3 separate regions of the Homo sapiens genome follow, and regions 1 and 2 are each linked to region 3. The links are chromatin loops, found by intact Hi-C in ENCODE. Cell type or tissue: heart left ventricle. All regions are shown on one strand. Region 1 overlaps PRRC2B (proline rich coiled-coil 2B). Region 2 has its middle 22 kb from the start of PRRC2B. Region 3 overlaps PRRC2B (proline rich coiled-coil 2B).

Region 1 (8,000 bases), 71 kb before region 3:
TTTTCTGGTTTTTTGTTTGTTTGTTTGTTTTTGGTAAAATGTTAATTGCAGAAGTATACAGGTTATTTTATTTATTTATTTATTTTTTTTTGAGGTGGAGTCTTGCTCTGTTGCCCAGGCCGGAGTGCAGTGGCATGATCTCGGCTCACTGCAACCTCCACCTCCCAGGTTCAAGCAATTCCCCTGCCTCAGCCTCTTGAGTAGCTGGGAGTACAGGTGCATCCCGCCACGCCTGGCTAATTTTTTTTTGTATTTTAGTAGAGATGGGGTTTCGCCTTGTTGCCCAGGCTGGTCGCAAACTCCTGAGCTCAGGCCATCTGTCCACCTCAGCCTCCCAAAATGCTAGAATTACAGGCGTGAGCCACTGCGCCTGGCCCATACTTTAAAAAAAAAAAAAAAAACAAAATTAAAAGCCAAGTGTTTGAAGAGAAATGAAAGCTTTTCCCCAATGTCCCAGGCAGTAACCATTATTGATAAATTTGCTTTGTTTATCCTTCTAGGCTCAGTGCACGTATAAATATGGCCTCATGTAGGGAGGTTTTTTAAAAAACAAAAATGGGATATACTATATTGTATTGCAACTTGGCATTTTCAAAATATCACAGTATTTTTCCATACGTATTTTTAAGCGTAACTTCTCTTATTTTTATTTTCAGTAATACTTTTTTTTTCTTCCTTAGGGATGTGGGGGTGGGTCTCGCTATGTTGACCAAGCTTGTCTTGAACTCCTGGCCTCAAGCTGTCTTCCCATCTTGGCCTCTGAAAGTGCTAGGATTACAGGTGTAAGCCACCACACCCAGCCATTTTTCCATATTCATGTGAACAGACCTGCCACACTAAGTGTTTTAAAAATAATGTTAGGTTTCTAAAAAATATACAGGTGTGTAAAAGAAGAAAAAATCGTTTATAATCCCATGGTTTAGATATTCCCAGTTGACTTTTTTTTTTTTTTTTTTTGGTGGTGGGGACAGAGTTTTGCTTGTTGCCCAGGAAGGCAATGGCGTGATCTTGGCTCACTGCAACCTCCGCCTCCTGGGTTCAAGCAATTCTTCTGCCTCAGCCTCCCTAGTAGCTGGGATTACAGGCATCCGCCACCATGCCTAGTTGATTTTTTTGTATTTTTAATAAAGACGAGATTTCACTATGTTGGCCAGGCTGGTCTCGAACTCTTGACCTCAGGCGAGCCACCCGCCTCAGCCTCCCAAAGTGCTGGGATTACAGGCGTGAGCCACTGCACCCGGCCCCCAGTTGACTTTTTAAAAAGAAAATTCAAGTTGCTCAGGGAGGTATAAAGGCTCTTCCCCACTCTCTCTGAAAAAAAAACCAGTGTGAGGAAGTTCTTGGGATTCCTCCCAGAAAAAAACCCACATTATCCACATGCACGTTTGTATTCTTCAAGCATGCTGCTGCCCTTTCACGTGATAAAATGTCTCAGCGTGCTCCCTGACAGCTACGCAGACGGATTATGTTATCTATTTTAGCAACTGCAGAGAATATTTTGTGGGTATACTTGATTTAACCTCTGTCTCCTACTGGTGGACATTTGGGCTATTTGTAGTTTTGGAATATTACACAATTTTGGTCAAACTGTACCAGATTTGTTTTCAAAAACATACAATTTGTATGTAAGCATGTAAGTGTGAGAATGTGGTTCTGCAGTGTGGACTCTTCAACTGAATAGCTTTTTGGTAAGAATTCTGCCAGATTTCTCTTCAGAAAACTTTGTATCAGCTTATATGTGTGAGCGTATGTTTCTGGACTATGGGCTTTTCTAAATGAACAGGCTTTTTGGATTGTTTTGGGTGTGCACATTTTCCAATCAAAAGCTACTGTTTGCGGCTTTCTGTGGTGAGCGTAGGGTCTGATGTTTTGGTGAGCTTGGGCAGACAGCGATCAGACACAGCAGCTCCGTTCACAGTGCAGAAGCGGCCACTGGAGGAGTTGCTCTGGGTGTCTTGTTAGGTGAAGGCCACTGTGGGAGCTGGAAGGAGGCGATAGACACAGCCAGGTCTAAGGTTGATTTTCTGTATCAAGTAAAATGATTGTCCTTGCTGCCTGTTTTCTTCCAACTGTTATACACTGGAGCCTGGTGCATAAAATTCAGAGACGGCCTCCATTTTAAGTTTTCTCATAGCCCCGTCTTTCACAGTCCTTGGTGGTTTTGTTGCTGTTAATATTCATTGCTGTTGGCGCTTTTGCAGCTCCTGATAGTGGCTGTTGTGCATATCTCACTTCTCGACTCAACCTCTTGGCGTCACTTGCCACCCCTCCTGCCCCCCACTTTGGTTTAGTTCTTCCAGGAGATCACACCATTGGTTGAAGTGACTGCAGAAATGAAGCACTGGAATGCCTGGGTGGTGGTGTTTCATCAGGCTAGGCTGGCGGGGATTTGTGCTCTGGCAAGAGGAGGTGCGGTTTGGAATTACACTGCTCTGGCTCCTGGGGGGGTTATTGTTAGCTGGAATTCAGAGAGAGCTCGCTGGGAGAGTTGGGAATGCCATGCCCCCTCTTCCTGGTGGAGAGTAGCTCTCCCTTGCAGGCACAGTGCAGCACCCCACACTGGAAGCCCTGCTTTGGGGTCAGCTGCCTTCAAGTCCAGGTTCTACCACTTAGAAGCTGGGTGACCTGGGGCCAGCTTTTAAATCTTTTTGAATCTCCATTCTCTTCCTCTGCAAAATGTGATAGTAACACCTTCATAGGACCTGGGAAAGGATTCAGAGGGTCATGTGCTGCAGAGTTGATAGGGCACCTGGCACAAGACAGCAGGCTCTCCATAGACCGCAGCTATTAATGGTTCCTGGATTCAGCCCTCCCCGGGGGCCCGGGGGTTTGGAGCAGGCAGGCTTTTGTACACTTGGGGCTTGTTTGTTACCTAGGTGTTGGGGTTTCTAATTATGTGCTCAGCACTGTGCTACATGCTAAAGATTTGGACCCGTAGCGCATTGCCCTCACCTCCTGGAGCTCAGTCACCTTAACTAGCAAGGGCCTCCCATGGGCAGGTGCATCAGGGCTCTTCTGTACATCTCTCCACAATGAACACCACTGCGGATGTCTGTTCCCACGAGCAAGGGCGTTTGATAGCTGGCAGCTGCCCTGTGTCTAGTCTGTTGTGTTGTGTTCTTGGGGAGTTTCAGGTAAATGTCTTGGAAGGAATGAAGGTAGGCATGTTAAGGCAGTTTGTGGGTTCTGGCTGCAAGGGAGACTGCAGCTGGGCCAGCAACAGCCCTGACTTGACCTCAGGCCGACAGGAGTGTTCCTTTCAGCCACTTAGACCTACCTGCTATGAGGTCTTGAACAAATCATGTCTTTTGCTCCTTTAAGTCTCAGTTTTCTTATCTGCCCCAAATGGATACGGAACCTGTCTCACAGCATTGCTGCAAAGATTGGCGTAATTTCTGGGATGCAGTGTTAGTGCAGTGTAGGAAACCTAGTCAACTTGGAACAGTATATGGTGTTGATACTATGTTGCTCAGTTCACCGAGATCTTAAAAACAATGTAACAGTTACAATACAGGCGTGTCACAGTTACAATACAGCCTTGCTACAAACATCAAGCTCCAGAAGTGTATAGAGTAGAAAGTGAAAGTCATTCCTTCTTCCCTGCTGTTTCTTTATAATATCAAGAGAGGACTGCTGTCTTAACCAGTTGTTTTTAACTAAGGGGACTGTTTTAACTGTGCATATGAATTCTAAACCTGAAGTGACCACTGGAAGGTGGGAGGTGTGACTGTTTATAGGTAGACCTTAATATAAGCAAAGACATCTCATATGGCTCCTTAGTGTGGTCTCTTCAGCTTTTTGAGGGGAGAAAAGGCCATTGTAATTCTTTGCACACCCTGGATGAATCATAATGTTGTATTGGTAAAGTTCAGCAGTGGCATAGACTGGGTTTAATTAACAAGTGCTGCTTCCAAAGATCCCACAGCTTTACAATTTGCTGTTGACATGGTTGGAGGGTGGGGGAAGGGGAAAGGTGGGCATGCCCTTAGGGTAATGGGGCAGTGCAATACGGTTTTTTAGACGCTTCGGGGAGATGGTGGGTGGGGGAGGAGAGTTGTGAGTATAGAGTTTTGGGTGAGGTGAGGAGTCTGTGGGTAAGGTGTTTATAACGTGTGTAGTGTATTTGGAGTGAGGGTGCATGCTCCCTTTTCCCACCGTTCTGAAGTCACAGCTTGGCGTACCTGGGAATGCCCTTGGCGTAGTAATCCCTGGCCCTTATTTTGGATCTGTCCTTTATTCCTTTGTTACTTTAGAACTGGCTTCGCCGGCGATTGTCCTGGGTTTCCTCTAGTGTCTGAGGCTTGGAGGAGAAGTCATGCACGGCTTCTGGGGTCCAGTCCTTTGGCCTTTGCTGGAGATTATTTATACCAACCCAGCCCTTTTAGCTCCCACTTCAGTATTTTTGGATTTATTTATTTTCATCAAAGAGAAAGTTCCTTTGTCTCGGCTGAGTTGATGAACGTCTCTATAGCAGCAAACACCCGAGGGCGTGTGGCCCAGTTCTGAGAAGCTGTGGTAGAGTGAGGAGGGCACTGTGTGACCCTGGTTCTCACTTCACCTCTGAGCCTCTGTTCCCTTATCTGCAAATAGGGGGTGATAGTAAGGACAGCCACCTTAGTGGCGGTTAGGAGGATGCTCTCTGCAGCTGTAATGTTTATTCGGGCAGCCCGATGGAGTATTTCCTCACCGGGGTAACGGGAGGCATTGCATCCAGGTTGGAGTGGTTGCTGAGGAGTCCTTCGGTGCTTCTGGTGATAGTCATTGTTGGCCCTAATCCGCCTCCTGCAGCTGAACTGTGGGAGTGCCACAGCTAGAGGGGGTGGGAAGAAGAGGATGGGGTTGTTGTAAGTAGGCTGTGTTCTCTGCCTGTCTGGGCATTTGCTGCCGAAGGGCGTCTGACTCCCATGTAATTTACCTAATGAGAGGTCTCGGGCCTTGCTGGTTACTCTGTGCGGGGTTACAGGTCTCAACTCTTTTCTTTCTATGGACACAAACGAAAAATGTGCTTTGCAGAGATGCCAGGTTGTAAAGAAATATTGGCCCCAGCATGTAAAGATACATGTACTGGAGTGTTGGTTGTGGCATTATTTGTGGTGGGACATGTTCAGTTGGACATTTCCGTAGGGAAATGGGTAAATAAAATACGATGCCACTGTATAGTGGAATGCTGTGTAGGCATTAAAAAGAATGAGGTAGATCACTATGTGTATTTTTATCTTTTAATTTTTAAGTCTGAACTAAACAGAACTTATGTATATTTTTAGAAAGATGACCATGTATAGAAAGAGAAGAACCCAGGTTGAATAATACAGTAGCTTCCTGCATTTGTAGAGAAGACCATGACTGCTAATATGAATGTGTATAAGCCTGGAGGCTGTCCACCAGTTTGTTAACACTGTTTACCTTTTGAGTTGGATTGTTTTCTTGTGCACACATTAGTATCTTTTTTTTTTTTTTGAGACAGAGTTTTACTCTTGTTGCCCGGGCTGGAGTGCAAATGATATGATCTCGGCTCACTGCAGCCTCCGCCTCCTGGGTTGAAGTGATTCTCCTGCCTCAGCCTTCCGAGTAGCTGGGATTACAGGCATGTGCCACCACACCCAGCTAATTTTGTGTTTTCAGTAGAGACGAGGTTTCTCCATGTTGGTCAGGCTGGTCTCAAACTCCCAACCTCAGGTGATCCACCCCCCTCGGCCTCCCAAAGTGCTGGGATTACAGGCATGAGTCACTGCGCTCAGCCACTTTTTTTTTTTTTTTTCCTGAGATGGAGTTTTGCTCTTGTCGCCCAGGCTGGAGTGCAATGGCGCGATCTTGTCTCACTGCAACCTCCACCTCCTGAGTTCAAGCGATTCTCTTGCCTCAGCCTCCCAAGTAACTGAGATTACAGGCATGTGCCACGACGCCCGGCTAATTTTGTATTTTTAATAGAGATGGGGTTTCTCCATGTTGGTCAGGCTGGTCTCGAACTCCCGACCTCAGGTGATCTGCCCGTCTTGGCCTCCCAAAATGCTGGGATTACAGACGTGAGCCACCGCACCTTACAGGTGCCTGCCACCACGCCTGGCTAATTTTTGTATTTTTAGTAGAGACGGGATTTCACCATGTTGGTTGGCCAGGCTGGTCTCGAACGCCTGACCCCAGGTGATCTGCCCATCTCGGCCTCCCAAAGTGCTGGGATTATAGGTGTGAGCCACTGCTCCCTGGCCACATTAGTATCTTTTGAATTTGTCTTACTGAATGTGTATTAGTAACATGTATTGGTTACAAAGATAATAACAAAGGTAACTCGCATGCATTTCAGTACAGTGGAGCCTGTGGGGGCCGGGCTGGGCTGGGGCAGCTGCTGTGTTGGTGGCTCTTTTCCTGGTGCCAGATCAAACTTACCGTGAGGTAAGAGCTGCTCCAGGCTTCGTATTCCACGCAGACCCATCCAGTGCACCCTGGCTCCTGGTATTGGGCCCCAGTGGTTACTGTGAATTTAACTAGTTCAATCGTCTGTCTCTGTTGATGTGTCAGTGGCCCTCAGAAACTGCTTTGTTTATCTGGTTAGAAGGAACAATCCAATACAAATGCTGTCTCCGATTTCTCTTCTCTACTAAATCAGATTGTACAATAAAGAACATAGATTTTGGTTGCATTTGCAGAGTACTTCTCATTTGTTAATTCACCATTATTTGGAGGTGGAAAAGGAAGGAGTAACTGAAAGAAGCCCATGTATTTCATGTATTTCTTTTATTTGCCAGGTCCTTGTTAAATTTTGACGCCAGAGAGGGAGGCCTTTGTATAGCACATCTGTCCAACTGTTCATCACTCACCATATGTTGAAATCATCTTCTTCCCCACCCCCCTTGCTAAATTAACCGCATCTTCAAAGCGGGAGGTAGGCAGGAACTTGGAGACCGCATATGGGCTTTCCAGCCAGAGTCCTCTTCAGGCTTCAGCCCAAGCCTGCCTGCCTGTGAGCTAGATGAGGAGAGGGGCTCCAGGCAGACCCTGTGGGTGAGGAGCCCAGAGCTGGTGCAGACTCTGGGGGTGTGGGATGCTGTATTAGAGTAAAGATAACAGTGCCAGCGCCAGTTCACACCCCACCGCAGGCCAGGCCTGCACTTCACATTCACCTCAGGTCCCCAGGGGTGCTGGCAGGGCCAGGGAGTACCGTGGGCAGGTGGGGCCATTCTCTGGGGCCCACCGCATGGGCCTCCCAATCATGGCAGCAGGCGTCGTTCTTCCAGTGCCCAACACTGCCCAAGTAAGTCTGGATGTCACATCACCCCGGGTTCAGGTTCAGATTTTTTAGACTCACTAACTGGATGATAGTGACCTTGAACTAGTTATTTAACCTTGCGGAGCCTTCATGTCTATAAAATGGAAGTACTAATACCCTTCTCTGAGTGGTTTATCTATTTTGTTTCTTCGTTCAAGGAACTAATTTTATTCATTTTTTCTTTTCTTTTTTTCCTTGTGGACCTCACCTGACTGGAGGAGCTCCTATTCTTAAATGCAATTTTATGCAGATGTATTTATTACACTCCCTAGCTCTCTTTAGGCTTTTTCTTCATTGTTTCTGCTTTCCCTTACATTTGCTTGCATTGGTTTTTTTCTGATTTCTTAACTTGGATGCTTAATTTATATTTCATTTTTTTTCGTTAGGAATTTGGTTTTTAGGATATTTCCTCTGAGTACAGATTTATTTTTGCTTTGAAAGTTTTCTTACGGCCAGTAATCCCAGCACTCTGGGAGGCCGAGGAGGGCGGATCACCTAAGATCAAGAGTTGGAGACCAGCCTGGCCAACATGGTGAAACCCCATCTCTACTAAAAATAAAAAGAATTAGCTGGGGGTGGTGGCAGGCACCTGTAATCCCAGCTACTTGGGAGGCTGAGGCAGGAGAATCGCCTGAACCCGGGAGGTGGAGATTGCAGTGAGCCGAGATCACGCCACTGTACTCCAGCCTGGGTGACAGAGCGAGACTGTGTCGGCAGGGGAAGAAAGCTTTGTTAT
Region 2 (8,000 bases), 110 kb before region 3:
AAGAATTGTCGGGCAAGGTGGCTCACACCTGTAATCCCAACACTTTGGGAGGCTGAGGTGGGCAGATCATGAGGTCAAGAGATTGAGACCATCCTGGCCAACATGGTGAAACCCCGTGTCTCCTAAAAATACAAAAATTATCCGGGTGTAGTGGCATGCACCTGTAATCCCAGCTACTTGGGAGGCTGAGGCAGGAGAATTGCATGAAGCGGGAGGCAGAGGTTGCAGTGAGCTGATATCATGCCATTGCACTCCAGCCCGGTGACAGAGCGAGACTCCGTCTCAAAAATGAATAAATAAATAAATAAAGAGAGCAATGGGGCTTTTGGGAGATGATTAAGTCACGAGAGGTGGATACCATGTAAGGACACAGCCAAAGGACAGCTGTCTCTGAGCCAGGAAGCAGGCCCTCACCAGACAATGAATCTACCAGCACCTTGCTCGTGGAACTTCCCAGCCTCCAGAACTGTGAGAAATACATTTCTGTTGTTTGTAAGCCACTCATTTTATGACATTTTGTTATAGCGGTCCAGACATGCTAAGACAGGTTATAAATACTAACAATAGTGCTAAGCTATTAAGAAAAGGTTGGGCCAGGCGTGGTGGCTCACGCCTGTAATCCCAGCACTTTGGGAGGCCCAGGCGGGCGGATCATGAGGTCAGGAGATTGAGACCATCCTGGCTAACATGGTGAAACCCCATCTCTACTAAAAATACAAAAAATTAGCCGGGTGCGGTGGCAGGCGCCAGTAGTCCCAGCTACTCAGAGACTGAGGCAGGAGAATGGCGTGAACCCAGGAGCGGAGCTTGCAGTGAGCCAAGATAGTGCCACTGCACTCCGGCCTAGGTGAAAGAGCGAGACTCTGTCTCAAAAAAAAAGAAAAGTTTAACTATGTCCAAGATCCTCTATTTAACAGGACAAAGATAGTTTGTTTTTTTTTTTTTTTAGACGGAGTTCCGCTCTTTTTGCCCAGGCTGGAATACAATGGCACGATCTCCACTCACTACAAGCTCTTCCTCCCGGGTTCAAGCAATTCTCCAGCCTCAGCCTCCTGAGTAGCTGGGATTACAAGTGCCCGCCACCACGTCCAGCTAATTTTTGTATTTTTAGTCAAGATGGGGTTTCACCATGTTGGCCAGGCTGGTCTCGAACTCCTGACCTCAGGTGATCCTCCCGCCTCAGCCTCCCAAAGTGCTGGGATTACAGGCATGAGCCACTGCACCTGGCCAATGGATCCATTTCAAAAATCTCTTAATAAATTTTACAAAAACTCACCATGGTGTAAATGTGCCATCATTCTTTGCCTGGCCAAGTTCCTGTGTGTCACCTTGGTGAGGTGCTGCAGCACAACAGAAAGCAGAAGGTCTGTGATAAGCTGCATAGGGGTTCACATCCTGGCTCAGTCAGTTACTCGCTGGGAAAATTACTTCTCTAGTCCTCAGTTTCCTCATTTATTATTATTATTATTATTATTTTGAGATGGAGTCTCGCTCTGTCACTCAGGCTGGAGTGCAATGGTGTGATGATCTTGGCTCACTGCAACCTCCACTTCCCAGGTTCAATAGATTCTCCTGCCTCAGCCTCCCAAGTCACAGGGATTACAGGCACGTGCCACCACGCCCAGCTAATTTTTTGTATTTTTAGTAGAGACGGGGTTTTACCGTGTTAGCCAGGATGGTCTCGATCTCCTGACCTTGTGATCCGCCCACCTCAGCTTCCCAAAGTGCTGGGATTACAGGTGTGAGCCACTGCACCTGGCCAGTTTCCTCATTTCTTAAGTGGGGCAATAAGGCCGGGCACAGTGGCTCATGCCTGTAATCCTAACACTTTGGGAGGCCGAGGCAGATGGATCACTTGAGGTCAGGAGTTCAAGACCAGCCTTGCCAACATGGTGAAACCTTGCCTCTACTAAAAATGCAAAAATTAGCCAGGCATGGTGGCAGACGCCTGTAATCCCTGCTATTCAGGAGGCTGAGGCAAGAGAATCACTGGAACCTGGGCGGCGGAGGTTGCAGTGAGCCGAGATCGCACCACTGCACTCCAGCCTGGGCAACAGTGAGACCCTGTCTCAAAAAAATAAATAAATAAATAAAAATAAAATAAAGTGGGGTAATAATAGTACCTGCTGCAGAGGGTTGTCGTAAGGATTTAATGAATTGATGCATGTAAAGCACCTGCACAGGGCTAGGACGTGAAGTCAGAGTGCACTGGCTGTTTGTGTAGTATGAGTTACTATTCATGTTTCAGCATGCATGCCCCTTACTGGTTCTGAAGAACACAATGGTCTTTGGTTACCAAGATACAAGTAAACAATTGAAGATTACTTTTGGGTGTTCCTACACTGATGAACAATCCTGTGTGTTTTTATCTCCCTAGATAATTTTAATGATCTGGAATGCTCTTAATGACCTAATTTGGGGCTGGGCATTCATACCTATAATCCCAGCACTTTGGGAGGCTGAGGTGGGAGGATTGCTTGAGCTTAGGAGTTTGAGACCAGCCTAGGCAACATAGTGAGATCCCAGTCTCTACAAAATATGCTTTTTTTTCCTTTTTTTTTTTTTGAGACAGAGTCTCTCTCTGTCGCCTAGGCTGGACTGCAGTGGCGCGATCTCGGCTCACTGCAAGCTCCGCCTCCTGGGTTCACGCCCTTCTCCTGCCTCAGCCTCCTGAGTAGCTGGGACTACAGGCACCTGCCACCATGCCCAGCTAATTTTTTCTATTTTTAGTAGAGACGGGGTTTCACCGTGTTAGCCAGGATGGTCTCAATCTCCTGACCTCGTGATCCGCCTGCCTCGGCCTCCCAAAGTGCTGGGATTACAGGCCTGAGCCACCGTGCCCGGCCTACAAATTTTTTTTTTTTTAATTAGCCTGGCATTGCAGTGTATGCCTGTAGTCCCTGCTACTCAGGAGGCTGAGATGGAAGGATCTCTTGAGCCTGGGAGGTTGAGGCTGCAGTGAGCTGTTAATTGTACCACTGCACTCCGGCCTGGGAGAGAGTGAGGCTATGTCTCAAAAAAAAAAAAATCTGACTTGGGAGTATTTTCTTTCTTTCTTTTTTTTGAGACAAGAAATCTCGCTCTGTCACCTAGGCTGGAGTGCACTGACGCGATCTCGGCTCACCGCAACCTCCGCCTCCCAGGTTCAAGCGATTCTCCTGCCTCAGCCTTCTGAGTAGCTGGGATTACAGGTACATGCCACCACGCCTGGCTAATTTTTGTATTTTTAGTAGAGACGAGGTTTCACCATGTTGGTCAGGCTGGTCTCGAACTCCTGACCTAGTGATTCGCCCGCCTTGGCCTCCCAAAGTGCTAGGATTACAGGCATGAGCCACCGCGCCCGGCCGGGAGTATTTTCAAAACAACTCTAAAGCAGAATGCTGTTCAAGTCACCTAATTTCTGCCTCATATGGTGTCTCTTTATATGCATAAGCCTCACTATTTCCCTAGGTCCCTTGGAGATATTATCACGAAGGTGACTGACTGATGGACTTCATCTTTTGGTATCATTATATACTTCCGGTGGCATGTTACCCTTGTTCAGCAAGCCCAAGGGGCACTGCGTGCAGGGATTTTCACTAGACAGGATCGTGTCAGCTTATTAAATATAATAAACAAGTGGCATCAGAAGTAAGATCTACCATTATCCTTTCCTGTTTTTCTGATAACATGGAAATTTTGCATGTTTTCAGGCTGTTGCCATTCTTGCCACTGCCTAGCTTTATCACACCAGAAAGTACAGCGTGACTGAGAATTCATATAAACCTTCCAAAAATCTTCTCTCAGAAAATGAACCGGATCTCTCCTGGGCCTCATACACCTCACAGATAACAAATCTTCATCCAAAAAAACGTTTAGCTTTTTGTTGTGATGAATTTCTTGCGAGTCTTCCATTTAACTTCTTTAACAACTTCACGATGATCTTTGCAGATAAGCTCATTCCCACAGAGGTTCCTTCTCCTACAGAGAATTATGTCGAGGACAGGGAGTTTTTGGTTTTGTTCTTTTTCCCCCACCGATAAAAAACTACAGAAATGAGAGGCCATGCACCAATTTCTGCTGGTCACAGTTCTGGATCCTTCTCCTTTGACCAAATGTCCTCAATTCCCCCACTTGGCTCTGGAGATGGGTTTGTAACCGAGAGACCTCGCTGTCAGCAATTAGCTTCCCCCTCACCCCGCCAGACGGAGTCTCGCTCTGTCGCCCAGACTGGAGTGCAGTGGTGCAATCTCGGCTCACCGCAACCTCCGCCTCCCGGATTCAAGCAATTCTCCTGCCTCAGCCTCCTGAGTAGCTGGGTTTACAGGCGTGCACCACCATGCCCGGCTAATTTTTATATTTTTAGTAGAGACGAGGCTTCACCAGGTAGGCCAGGCTGGTCTCGAAGTCCTGACCTCGTGATCCACCGGCCTCGGCCTCCCAAAGTGTTGGGTTACAGGCGTGAGCCACCGCGCCCGGCCTTTAGCAATTAGCTTTTTGATTTTTTTCTTCCGGTTCCTTTGCTCATAAATCTCTACAAGCGGATCACTGCTCTGCCGCAGAAGCGCCACCTGCCACGACAGACTCAAGTTTGTGTGCTGCCGCTGATGGGTTGTGTCCATTTGCTTTCGGAGAAGGCTCCAAGTCTAGGTTCCGAATTCGGTTGCAAGCTGGGGACCTTACTGGGGGGTTACACAGACCACGGCGTCTGACTTCCTCTCAATCTCACGAGCCAAAGCTCCTGTCAGCATCTTGGACAGTCTTTCCCGGGGCAGCGGCCACCACCCCGCTTCGGCTGGCCCTCCGCCCTCGAGCCGGACTGTCGCTGCACTGGACCGCCTCGCACTACCCAACACACGCAGCACGGCTGCCGGCGCCGGGACCCTGCGGGAGTCAACTGCTAGCATCTCAGCCCAGCTGGCGTGAAAGTTCGTCAAAACCCATGGCGGTATCTCGGCCAATCGGAGCTGGCCAATGGATGAGAGGCAGCTATTTCATTCAATCACGTCCTTCCGACATCCCGCAGCTCTCCCAATCGCAAAACGATGCAGCCAAAGTCGCTCCCGGAAGATGCGCGGAAGGCGGGGAATAGGGAAGGGGTGTGGCCACAGGCCCCGCCTTCCGCTCTGGGCCGCCGCGATTCTGGGCGTGCGTGAGGGAGGGTGGGTGCTGAAGGCGGAGGCAGCACCCACGCCAGGTGAGCCGTCGTTTCTTTGCGTGGATCTTTTAGGATCGCTCGTCTAGGCCGGGCGTGGTGGCTCACGCCTGTAATCCCAGCACTTTGGGAGGCCGAGGCGGGCGGATCACAAGGTCAGGAGATCGAGACCATCCTGGCTAACACGGTGAAACCCCGTCTCTACTAAAAATACAAAAGATTAGCAGGGCGCGGTGGCGGGCGCCTGTAGTCCCAGCTACTCCGGAGGCTAAGGCAGGAGAATGGCGTGAACCCGGGAGGCGGAGCTTGCAGTGAGCCGAGATTGCGCCACTGCACTCCAGCCTGGGCGACAGAGCGAGACTCCGTCTCAAAAAAAAAAAAAAAAAAATCGCTCGTCTACAAAGAAAAGGTAACGTTTGAGGTAATGGATATTTCAGTCACCCTGATTCGTTCATTACACATTGTATGCATGTATCAAAATAACACATATACCCCCCAAATAAGACCTATATCAATTTTAAAAATACCAAAGAAAATCACTCGTCCATACTGTGAGTTAGTGTGGTTAAAACTAAACACACTGTGGCTGGGTGCGGTGGCGCCCAGCGGAGACTCTGTCTCAAAATAAATAAATAAATAAATAAAAACTAAACACACTGCACTGATTCACTTATCCAAGAGTTGCAGGTGACGCCTTCTGTTTATGTTTATCTGTATTCTAAAAAAAGAAAAAAGTCAGAATGATATTAAATTTTGCTAACATGTATTACACAGATTGAACGCCACTCGGCATCAGTCTGTATAATGCATATTGTAAAGTTTAACCTCGCTCTTTTTTTTTTTATTTTTATTTTGAGACAGAGTCTCACTCCATCCCTCAGGCTGGAGTGCAGTGGTGTGATCTTGGCTCACTGCAACCTCTGCCGCCTGGGTTCAAGTGATTCTCCTGCCTCAGCCTCCTGAGTAGTTTGGGATTATAGGCATGCACCACCACGTCCAGCTAATTTTTGTATTTTTAGTAGAGACGGGGTTTCTCCATGTTGGCCAGTCTGGTCTCGAACTCCTGACCTCAGGTGATCTGCCCATGTTGGCCTTCCAAAGTGCTGGAATTACAGGCGTGAGCCACCATGCCCAGCCGATTTTTTTTTTAAGATAACAGATAAATGTAAATAGAAGGATCATATTTCCCACACACATCCCAGGGGACCAGCTTGCACCCTCCCCAGGGTACCACTGCCTCTCTTAGGAGACTCTGCCCCACAACACTTCACTTCATTGTTTGTAGAGAGGCAGAAGCTGGGCAATTAATGTGTAGGTAGACTGGAGACAGACTACCCAGGTTTGAGTCCTGTCCCTTCCATACATGTGCTGAGTGACTTCAAGTCACATAACTTCTCTGTGCAATTTCCTCATCTTCAAAATAAGGGCACTGGCCGGGTGCTGTGGCTCACGCCTGTAATCCCAGCACTTTGGGAGGCCGAAGCGGGTGGATCACGACGTCAGGAGTTGGAGATCAGCCTGACCAACATAGTGAAACCCCGTCTCTACTAAAAATAAAAATTAGCCGGGCATGGTGGTGCATACCTGTAATCCCAGCTACTCGGGAGGCTAAGGCAGGAGAATTGCTTGAATCCGGGAGGCGGAGGTTGCAGTGAGCCGAGATTGCGTCACAGCACTCCAGCCTGGGTGACAGAGCAAGACTCTGTCTCAAAAAAAATAAAAAAAATAAAAAAATAAGGGCATTAACAGTAGCTGTCTAGCAGGGTTTTTGTGAGGATTGAATGAGTTATTATGAAGGTGCTTAGAATAATGCCTAATCCATAATCTGCACTTAATAAATGATGCTGTTGAGGGAATGGGTGTTGTCTCAGAGCAGGTAGGAGCTCGCCATGTTATCTGTCCTTATTTCATTGTCTGCCACAGGCTTTGGGGTCAGAAGGCTCTTGTTCCACATTGGTTCTCCAAGCATGCACATTTTACCTTATAAAATTTACTTAAACTTTCTGAGACTCAGTTTCCTCCTCTGTAAATGAGAACTGATGTTAAGGATGAAATTCGGCTGGGCGCGGTGGCTCAGGTCTGTAATCCCAGCACTTAGGGCAGCCTAGGTGGGCGGATCACCTGAGGTGTTCAAGACCAGCCTGAGGTCAGGAGTTCAAGACCAGCCTGGCCATTGTGATGAAACCCTGTCTCTACTAAAAATACAGAAATTAGCCGGGCATGGTGGCGATTGCCTGTAATCCCAGCTACTTGGGAGGCTGAGGCAGGAGAATCACTTGAACCCAGGAGGCGGAGGTTGCGGTGAGCTGAGATCTCGCCACTGCACTCTAGCCTGAGCAACAGAGTGAGACTGTCTCAAAAAAAAAAAAAAAAAAAAGGCCGGGCATGGTGGCTCACGTCTGTAATCCCAGCACTTTGGAAGGCTGAGGCAGGTGGATCATCACCTGAGGTCAGGCGTTCAAGACCAGCCTGACCAACATGGTGAAACCCCGTCTCTACTAAAAATACAAAAAAATTAGCCAGGTATGGTGGCGCGCGTCTGTAATCCCAGCTAATCGGGAGGCTGAGGCAGGAGAATTGCTTGAACCTGGGTGGTGGAGGTTGCAGTGAGCGGAGATCGCGCCAATGCACTCCAGCCTGGGTGACAGAGTGAGACTCCATCTCAAAAAAAAAAAAAAAGGATGAAATGATAACATGCATGTAGCATGCTTAGCATGGTGCCAGACATGTAGTAGAGTCTCAGTAAACAGTAGCTGTGACAGAGACTACTGGGTGTTCAGCAATCCTCATTTACTTTTCCTCCAGGGCACACCACTGGACTACAATTCCCAGCCCCCTGTGTAGTTAGATGGGGCCATAAGACAGG
Region 3 (8,000 bases):
TGATGCTTATGTTTTTTTTTGGTTGTTGTTTTTTGTTTTGTTTTTCTAGCTTTCTTTTTAAAAAGTGTTTTAGTTTTTGTTTTTGTTTTTTCTTTTTAAAACTAAGCTCTGTGTTCAGCATGGAAACCAGGAACCAGGCTCCAATCGCATTGACTGATTTTTCTGGTTCCTTTTCAGGAATGAAAGCTCTTTCTCTGCCTCACTCGGAAGGGCAGGGGGCGTAAGTGCTCAGCGCGATCTCTTTGAGGAGAGAGGGGAGGAGTACTTGAGTGCTTTTGACAAGAAGGCCCAAGCAGACTTTGACAGCTGTATCTCTTCTCAAAGAATAGGCCAGGAGCTTTTGTTTCCACCCCAAGAAAATGTTCAGGATGCAGGTGCTCCTGGGGGTCACACCCAAAACCTCAGGTGTTCCCCATTGGAGCCTGACTTTGTCCCAGATGAGAAAAAGCCAGAGTGTGGCAGTTGGGATGTTAGCCACCAGCCAGAGACCGCTGACACAGCCCATGGTGTTGAGCGGGAGACACCCCGGGAGGGGACGGCCTTTAACATCTCCTCCTGGGACAAGAACGGGAGCCCCAACAAACAGCCATCCTCGGAGCCTGAATGGACTCCCGAGCCCCGGAGCTCCAGCAGCCAGCACCCGGAGCAGACGGGCAGGACCCGGAGGTCGGGACCCATCAAGAAACCAGTCCTGAAAGCCCTCAAGGTGGAAGACAAGGAGAAGGAGCTTGAGAAGATTAAGCAGGAGCTAGGGGAGGAGAGTACCCGGCTGGCCAAGGAGAAGGAGCAGAGCCCCACGGCAGAAAAGGATGAGGACGAAGAGAACGATGCCTCTCTGGCCAACTCCTCCACCACCACTTTGGAGGACAAAGGCCCTGGCCATGCCACTTTTGGCCGCGAGGCCACCAAATTTGAAGAGGAGGAGAAACCTGACAAGGCCTGGGAAGCCAGACCCCCACGAGAGTCCAGCGATGTTCCCCCCATGAAGAGAAATAACTGGATCTTTATTGATGAGGAGCAAGCCTTTGGGGTCAGAGGACAGGCCCGGGGCCGGGGCCGTGGTTTCAGAGAGTTCACTTTTCGTGGTCGGCCTGCTGGCGGAAATGGGAGCGGCCTCTGTGGTGGGGGGGTCCTGGGGGCCCGCAGCATCTACTGCAGCAGTCAGCGCAGCGGCCGTGGCCGGGGCCTGCGAGAGTTTGCGCGGCCAGAGGACTGCCCCAGAGCCAAGCCCCGACGGAGAGTTGCCAGTGAGACCCATAGCGAGGGCTCAGAGTATGAAGAACTTCCCAAGCGCCGCCGGCAGAGGGGCTCCGAGAACGGGAATGAAGGCTCGCTCCTGGAGAGGGAGGAGAGCACCTTGAAGAAGGGCGACTGCAGAGATTCTTGGCGGTCCAACAAGGGGTGCTCTGAGGACCACAGCGGTCTAGATGCCAAGAGCCGAGGCCCTCGGGCCTTTGGGCGAGCCCTCCCTCCCCGGCTGAGCAATTGCGGGTATGGACGGAGAACCTTCGTCTCCAAAGAGTCACCCCACTGGCAGAGCAAAAGTCCAGGCAGCTCTTGGCAGGAATATGGCCCTTCCGACACATGCGGATCCCGGCGACCTACAGACAGAGACTATGTCCCAGATTCCTACAGACACCCTGACGCATTTGGTGGCCGGGGCTTTGAGGACAGCCGCGCGGAGGACAAGAGATCCTTCTTCCAAGATGAACACGTGGCAGATTCTGAAAATGCAGAGAACCGGCCCTTCAGGAGAAGGCGCCCCCCACGCCAAGATAAGCCCCCTCGATTCCGGCGCCTCCGGCAAGAGCGGGAGTCCCTGGGCCTGTGGGGACCCGAGGAGGAGCCCCACCTGCTGGCAGGTCAGTGGCCAGGCAGGCCCAAACTGTGTTCTGGGGACAAGAGTGGCACTGTGGGCCGCAGGTCCCCTGAGCTCTCCTACCAGAACTCCTCCGATCACGCCAATGAGGAGTGGGAGACGGCCTCCGAAAGCAGCGACTTCAGCGAGCGGCGGGAGCGGCGGGAAGGCCCTGGGTCCGAGCCCGACTCCCAGGTGGATGGTGGCCTGTCGGGGGCTAGTTTGGGTGAGAAGAAGGAGCTGGCCAAGAGGAGCTTCTCCAGTCAGAGACCCGTGGTTGACAGACAGAGCCGAAAGCTGGAGCCGGGAGGGTTTGGGGAGAAGCCCGTTAGGCCAGGTGGTGGTGACACCTCCCCTCGCTATGAGAGCCAACAGAATGGGACGCCTTTGAAAGTGAAAAGGTAAAACCAGACACCATCTGGGCCCTTTTTGTTGTTGTGTTCTGTTCTCAGCAGCACTGAGTTCACGCATGCATGCCGATGCCGCCGTGTGTCGGGGCTGGGGGCCTGCCCCCAGGCCGTCTGTGCGCGTCTCCATTGCCTGCCCCCACATTGCCTGTCTGCTTCTCGTGGTGGTGTTATTGTGGCTAGAGCTCCCACCCCCACCCCCACCCCAGTGGTGCTCTTGAGGCCACTGTCCAGCACCTGACCTGAGAGTCCAGTCATGTGTCCCTGGAGCCCCGCCGAGGGGCCGCTGCAGCGAGGAACGTTGCCTGTGCACAGTGCCAGGTGCCGGTCAGTCCACCAGAGTCCTCTGCTCCGGAGTTGCTGCCAGGCGGCGTCCTAGGGGGCATCGCTGGCCTCGTGGCTGCATGGAAGTGGCTCTTCCTAGATGGTTCTGCTTCTCCACTGTGAGGAGACGTGGCCCCACGGTGGGGTTGCCACCTCAGCATGGCAGGAGCCCAGCAAACGCAGAGGGGAGCAGGCTGCACATGGTCTGGCGAGCACCTCTTCCACAGCCAGAGGCATTCGGGTGATGACCTCTGCTCAGGGACCAGGAGAGGGTCCCCTGCACAGTCTGGGTTGACTGACTGCACTTGGCTTGTGCCTCGGACAGGGAGGTGCAGGGGCTGCTGAGGCCTTCCCTGTCCTCAGCATACTGAGGAAGATGGCTTCACACCTCCACTCTCCTTAGAATTCAAGGCAGAGAAACTCCCAGAGAAGGAGCCACAGGGAACACCGACTCTTTCAGGTGGCATCTAATCCAGCTTTCCAGGCGCCAGAGGCTGACCCTTGGCTTCACCTCAGTTTTCTGCCCCAAGGGCCCTCCGGCAGGGCAGTCCTGGAGAGGAGCAGAAATGCTGGCGTCTCCATTCTGAGCATATTCCCCTTGTCTCTCTCCCCCCTACACTCTGAACATAGCATGTGGGAGAGCCCTGGGGAGCCACTTTCCCCAGGAGCAGGCAGAGCCGGTGGGGGCAGCCTTACACGTATGTTTGCACACGGACATGGATGCACTGTGGCCAGCCTGCCGCTCCTCCCCACCCGAGGAGTCAGCTAGAGGAAGTGGGCCTAGATCAGGGTGCCGGGCTTGTGTGCAGGCTGTGTGCACGTGCGGTGTTTTCCCTCCTTCCCCAGCTCTGGTTAACAAGATCCTCTTTCCCTTACAGATCCCCAGACGAGGCCTTGCCTGGAGGTCTTAGTGGCTGCAGCAGTGGGAGTGGCCACTCCCCCTATGCCCTGGAGCGGGCAGCCCATGCCAGTGCTGACCTTCCCGAAGCCTCCAGTAAAAAGGCAGAGAAGGAGGCCAAGTTGGCTGCTCCGAGGGCAGGTGAACAGGGAGAGGCCATGAAACAGTTTGACCTGAACTATGGAAGTAAGTCATCCTCATATCTTCAGGGGAAAGAACTCAGGCAGAACCAGGGGCCATGCAGTCCTCGGGCCTCCCGAGTTTGCCCTTGCACTGAGTACCTTAGCTTTCGGAACAGCTCGGCCAGGCCCTGGGCTGGGTTCTGGGGCTGTAGAGGTGAGCAGAGTAGGTAGGATTCCCACCGAGTGTTGCTCACAGCCCGTTGAATCCCCGTGACACCCTGCAGCTTCCGGGCTTTAAAGAGAGGAAGCCTGGGGCCCAGAGACGTTCGGTGGTGTGTCCGAGGTCACACACAGCTGTAGGAGCAGAGCTGGGGTTTAAGCTCTTTGCGTGTTCTCTCAGTTGTGCCCTTGGGCCTCTTTGGTTTGGGGTAACAATGTGTTAGATCAGAGGCGGCCTGAGAAAAGTGCGGAAGTCCTGTCCAGGTTTCTGTCGAGCCTGATGCTAGATCTCAGGCGCCTGTTGAATTGGGTTGTTCTTGTCTCCTGGTGAGTGGAAAGACTGTTCCTTCTCGTGAAATCTTGGTTCAGGTGCCATCATTGAAAATTGCGGGTCCAGCCCCGGGGAGGAGAGTGAGGTGGGTTCTATGGTGGGCGAAGGCTTCATCGAAGTCCTGACCAAGAAGCAGCGCCGCCTGCTGGAGGAAGAGAGAAGAAAGAAGGAGCAGGCCGTGCAGGTGAGGGGCGGAGGGTGGGGGGGCATGGGGCTGGAGGGCAGGCTGGCAGATGCCCAGGAAACCCAGAGCCAGAGGGTAAGGGAGTTCTCGGTCAAGCTCAAGGTGGCAGAGAGGAAGAAAGGAGTATTTAGCAAGCACACATTGTCTCCCCGTTCCTGCTATTACCAAGGCCCTTCTATCAATGTAGGAATAGGTGGTGGCATCACTGTTATGCAGTGGAAGAAACCGAGTCTTGAAGAGGGTGACTTCTCTAGGGTGATAACAGTGGAAACTTGTCCAAGGCAAGATGCAGACCTCCGTCACCTCCCAGCTTCTCCTTCCTCCCCACTCCTCATTCCTGAGTGGAATGAGATTTGTCTCCCTCAAGTCAAGTGGATCGTGAACGCTATACTAAAATGGAGTCAGGGCTGGACCTGCACACAGATTACAGTCCGTTGGCCTTTCAGGTCTTTCTTGGGGGGTGCTTTGCTTGGCATCGCAGTTCTGCTTGAGGTTTTGGGAGACGAGCGTTCCACACATCTCTGGAGCATTTTCAGGTGGTGTGATTTTTGGTACCTGGGATACTTATCCTGGGGAGAATTTGTCAGTCTTGGTGCCTTTGGCTAGACTACAGCATCCTTTCTTCCCCTCAGGTGCCTGTCAAAGGTCGAGGCCTTTCCTCCCGTATTCCTCCTCGATTTGCAAAAAAGCAGAACAACTTATGTCTGGAGCAAGGTGACGTGACCGTGCCTGGCAGCAGCCTGGGCACTGAGATCTGGGAGAGCAGCAGCCAGGGTGAGAGTTGGGGGTGTGACCCCAGCTGTGGCACCCAAGGTCACATCACACACTGGGTTTGCTTCTGGGGAGGATCCTGCTTTTGAGCTACGAATATAGATGGAATACAGATGGAGTACCTGTTTGCTGTGTTCCGCTGCTGAGCTAGTCGCTGAATGCCGTCTGAGTGATTTGCTGCTGCAACCCCCAAACGGATACACAATTTTCCTTGCCTAAAATTGGTAGAAGAGCAGAGCATTCATTAGTCTGGTGATCTGGAAAAGGATGGCCCCTTGGGCTTAGATCACACAGTAGTGGGAATGGCCTTCTTTGTTGGTCGTCGTTTTCTCCCACTAACTTATGGAAGAGAAGCAAATGACAGATAGACCAGCCGCAAGAGTTCAGGAGCTCTCTTCTGTGCTGTGCACCCTTTTCTTAACATGGGGAAGGCTCTGGAAACCCCTCCCTGAATGCTCTTCTGGAAAGGCAAACTGAGACCAGAAGACGGTATACGTTACTTCTTAGAACATTTGTTGCCCTGAAAACTTTTTTTTTTTAATTCTATATCAAATGTAATTTTTCTGGGAATTTTTCCTTATAAAATAGAAAACTATTTTCATAGAATAGGTTCTTCTTGAGGTTTAGGTGAGGCAGGGCCCTGCGCTGTTAGCCCAGAGCATGCATAGATGAATAAAAACATGGACATTCGATATTTCACAGCTCAGGCCCATGAGGGGAGCTTGGAGAGGTCACCTAGTGCCAGCTCATTTTTCTGCAAAGCAGCTGAAGCTTCTAGAGGGAAGGGACTTGACTCAGGGACTCCAGGGTCATAGGACAAGCACCCGAGACACTGAGTTCTGGGCCTTGATTCTTTCACTGTTTCCACATAGCTTGTCCTCATGTGCTCGGTGAAAACTTTGGTTCTTGCAAACTACAAAATAACATTCAACATGCCCAGCTTTGATGGAAAGGAAGCACAACCATTTGATAAAACATCAATAACACTACATTTGGTAGTGGCTGAGTGACAGGTGTCATAGTATTGGTGTCCAAAAATGCCCAGGTGCCAGATTGGTTGAGCTGCCAGGTGTGAATCAGATGTGACTCTCAGGTGTGAGTCATCATCCCCTTTTGTCAGATCTTTTACTCCAGAATTCTGCAGGGGCTCATTGGTTTCTCAGACCAGGGGTTGTGTCCAAGGGATGGCTTCAGAGAGCCCTTGGATATTAAAATAGCATGTGAAAGGATTTTTTTTTTTTTTAAAGATGGGGTCTCACTATGTTGCCCAGGCTGGACTTGAACCCCTGGGTTCAAGCAATCCTTCTGCCTCAGCCTCCTGAGTAGCTGGGATTGCAGATATGTGCCCCCACCCCCTGCTAGCATGTCAACTTTTGCATGCATATCTATTTTTCTGGGCTCCGGATCCATGGCCATTCAAAAAGTGGTCTGTGAGCTTAAAAATTTTTAGTAATACCCGCTGGGATCTTTCAAAGACTCTGTAGAAGCCACCAACTTTGGCCAGGAGTGGTGGCTCACACCTATAATCCCAGCAGTTTGGGAGGCCAAGGCTTGAAGATCACTTGAGATCAGGAGTTCAAGACCAGCAACAGAGTGAGACCCTGTCTCTATTGTTTAAAAAAAAAAGAAGGCCAGGCCTGGTGGCTCACGTCTGTAATCCCACCACTTTGGGAGGCTGAGGCAGGCAGATCACCAGGTCAGGAGATCGAGACCATCCTGGCTAACATGGTGAAACCCCGTCGCTCCTAAAAATACAACAACAACAAAAAATTAGCCGGGCGTGGTGGCGGGCACCTATAGTCCCAGCTATTCGGGAGGCTGAGGCAGGAGAATGGCGTGAACCCGGGAGGCAGAGCTTGGCAGTGAGTGGAGATCGCGCCACTGCACTCCAGCCTGGGCGACAGAGCAAGACTCCGTCTCCAAAAAAAAAAAAAAAAAAAAAGAAAGATATATTTTTTAATGTAAAAAAAGAGAAGCTACCAACTTTTAGAAATAGTATAAGTGAAAAGAAGCATGAGCATAGCGGAAATAACGACAGAGAATCCAGATTGGCAGGAGTGAGGGCTCTGCCCTGCTCACTCTCTCCTGTAATCCATGAGATGTTGAGAAACACGTTGGGTGAGGATGTGGAAAGTTGGGTAAGGCTGTCAGACCAGCTCTTCCACGTCAGAGCCGTTCACTGGGTGTCACGGGTAGGGGGCTGGGGTGGCGGGTGCAGGGGAGGCAGGGGAGTTGGATTTCTGCAAGCTGTGCCTGTGCTTGTTCTTTAAGAGCTCATAAACTCTCTAGACGGGTTGCTCTTTGATGCCCTGACTCTGTCTTCCTCCCCTGGCAGCTCTCCCTGTGCAGGCCCCAGCCAACGACTCCTGGAGGAAAGCTGTCACTGCCTTCAGCAGCACCGAGACTGGCTCTGCGGAGGTGAGTGTGGCCGCTGCCCACATGCTGCCCCTGGGATGAGTGTGTGAGTGTGTGCTCACCATCCACACGGCCAGCTTGCTGTGGCCCACCCAAGCCCCTGCCACAGCAGCTGAGCTTGGAATTAGGTTGTTTCCATGGGGCCAAGCTCATCAGTGGTTTTCCATCTTGATTTCTGGCCTGTGCATGGGGCGTGCATGAGCAGGAGAAAGAGAAAAGGGGTAACAAGGGAGGACCCAACGCTGGGTGGGAAGAGGGATTCAGGGCCTCCTCTGAACTGGTGTCAGCAGCCACGTAGTCTGGTTTGGGTCACAAGTGAGATGGGTTTGGCAGCCTCGGTCTGGGGCCCATAGAAGATCCTGTGGTCACGAGCTCTATCGGGGTTGGTGTGTTTGGCCACACGTAAGTTGTCAGGCATCCTCAGCAGGGCAGGATCAAGATCAGGACCAGACTTGGCAAGGGACAGGCAGC

What was found. Hi-C counts contacts between places; a loop is a spot of excess contacts. Peaks named below come from ENCODE experiments on the same cell type or tissue, not always from the same donor. Only the 100,000 strongest peaks of a DNase experiment are listed, where the experiment ranks them.
Region 1: a loop joins it to region 3, with 2.0 times the contacts of the local background. A loop is called at or near these places in 31 of 110 quality-filtered maps.
Region 2: it touches region 3 in a loop (2.7-fold over the local background); 37 of 110 quality-filtered maps call a loop at or near these places.

What each region holds. Positions count from the first base shown.
Region 1 is chr9:131,403,279-131,411,278 of GRCh38, forward strand. All of the region lies in intron 1 of PRRC2B (proline rich coiled-coil 2B), which reads left to right. Among named protein-coding and RNA genes, the nearest start is that of PRRC2B, 13 kb to the left of the region's middle. RefSeq lists a silencer at 4,464-4,583 and an enhancer at 5,587-6,087. In heart left ventricle, a CTCF peak has its summit at 4,797; no DNase peak of the experiment used is centred here; H3K4me3 peaks cover 3,602 bases; H3K27ac peaks cover 5,197 bases.
Region 2 is chr9:131,368,556-131,376,555 of GRCh38, forward strand. It overlaps a transcript of PRRC2B not described here. Among named protein-coding and RNA genes, the nearest start is that of PRRC2B, 22 kb to the right of the region's middle. RefSeq lists enhancers at 4,267-4,788, 4,789-5,312, 4,805-4,924. In heart left ventricle, no CTCF peak of the experiment used is centred here; DNase peaks (open chromatin) are centred at 4,232 and 4,926; H3K4me3 peaks cover 1,948 bases; H3K27ac peaks cover 1,457 bases.
Region 3 is chr9:131,474,277-131,482,276 of GRCh38, forward strand. PRRC2B (proline rich coiled-coil 2B) reads left to right here. Exons shown (of 32, transcript NM_013318.4): 16 at 178-2,259; 17 at 3,468-3,673; 18 at 4,198-4,343; 19 at 4,976-5,117; 20 at 7,450-7,532. Among named protein-coding and RNA genes, the nearest start is that of SNORD62A, 7.4 kb to the right of the region's middle. RefSeq lists a silencer at 4,086-4,380. In heart left ventricle, CTCF peaks have their summits at 1,860 (motif pointing left), 2,705, 4,295 (motif pointing left) and 4,498; DNase peaks (open chromatin) are centred at 1,903, 2,585 and 4,295; H3K27ac peaks cover 1,908 bases.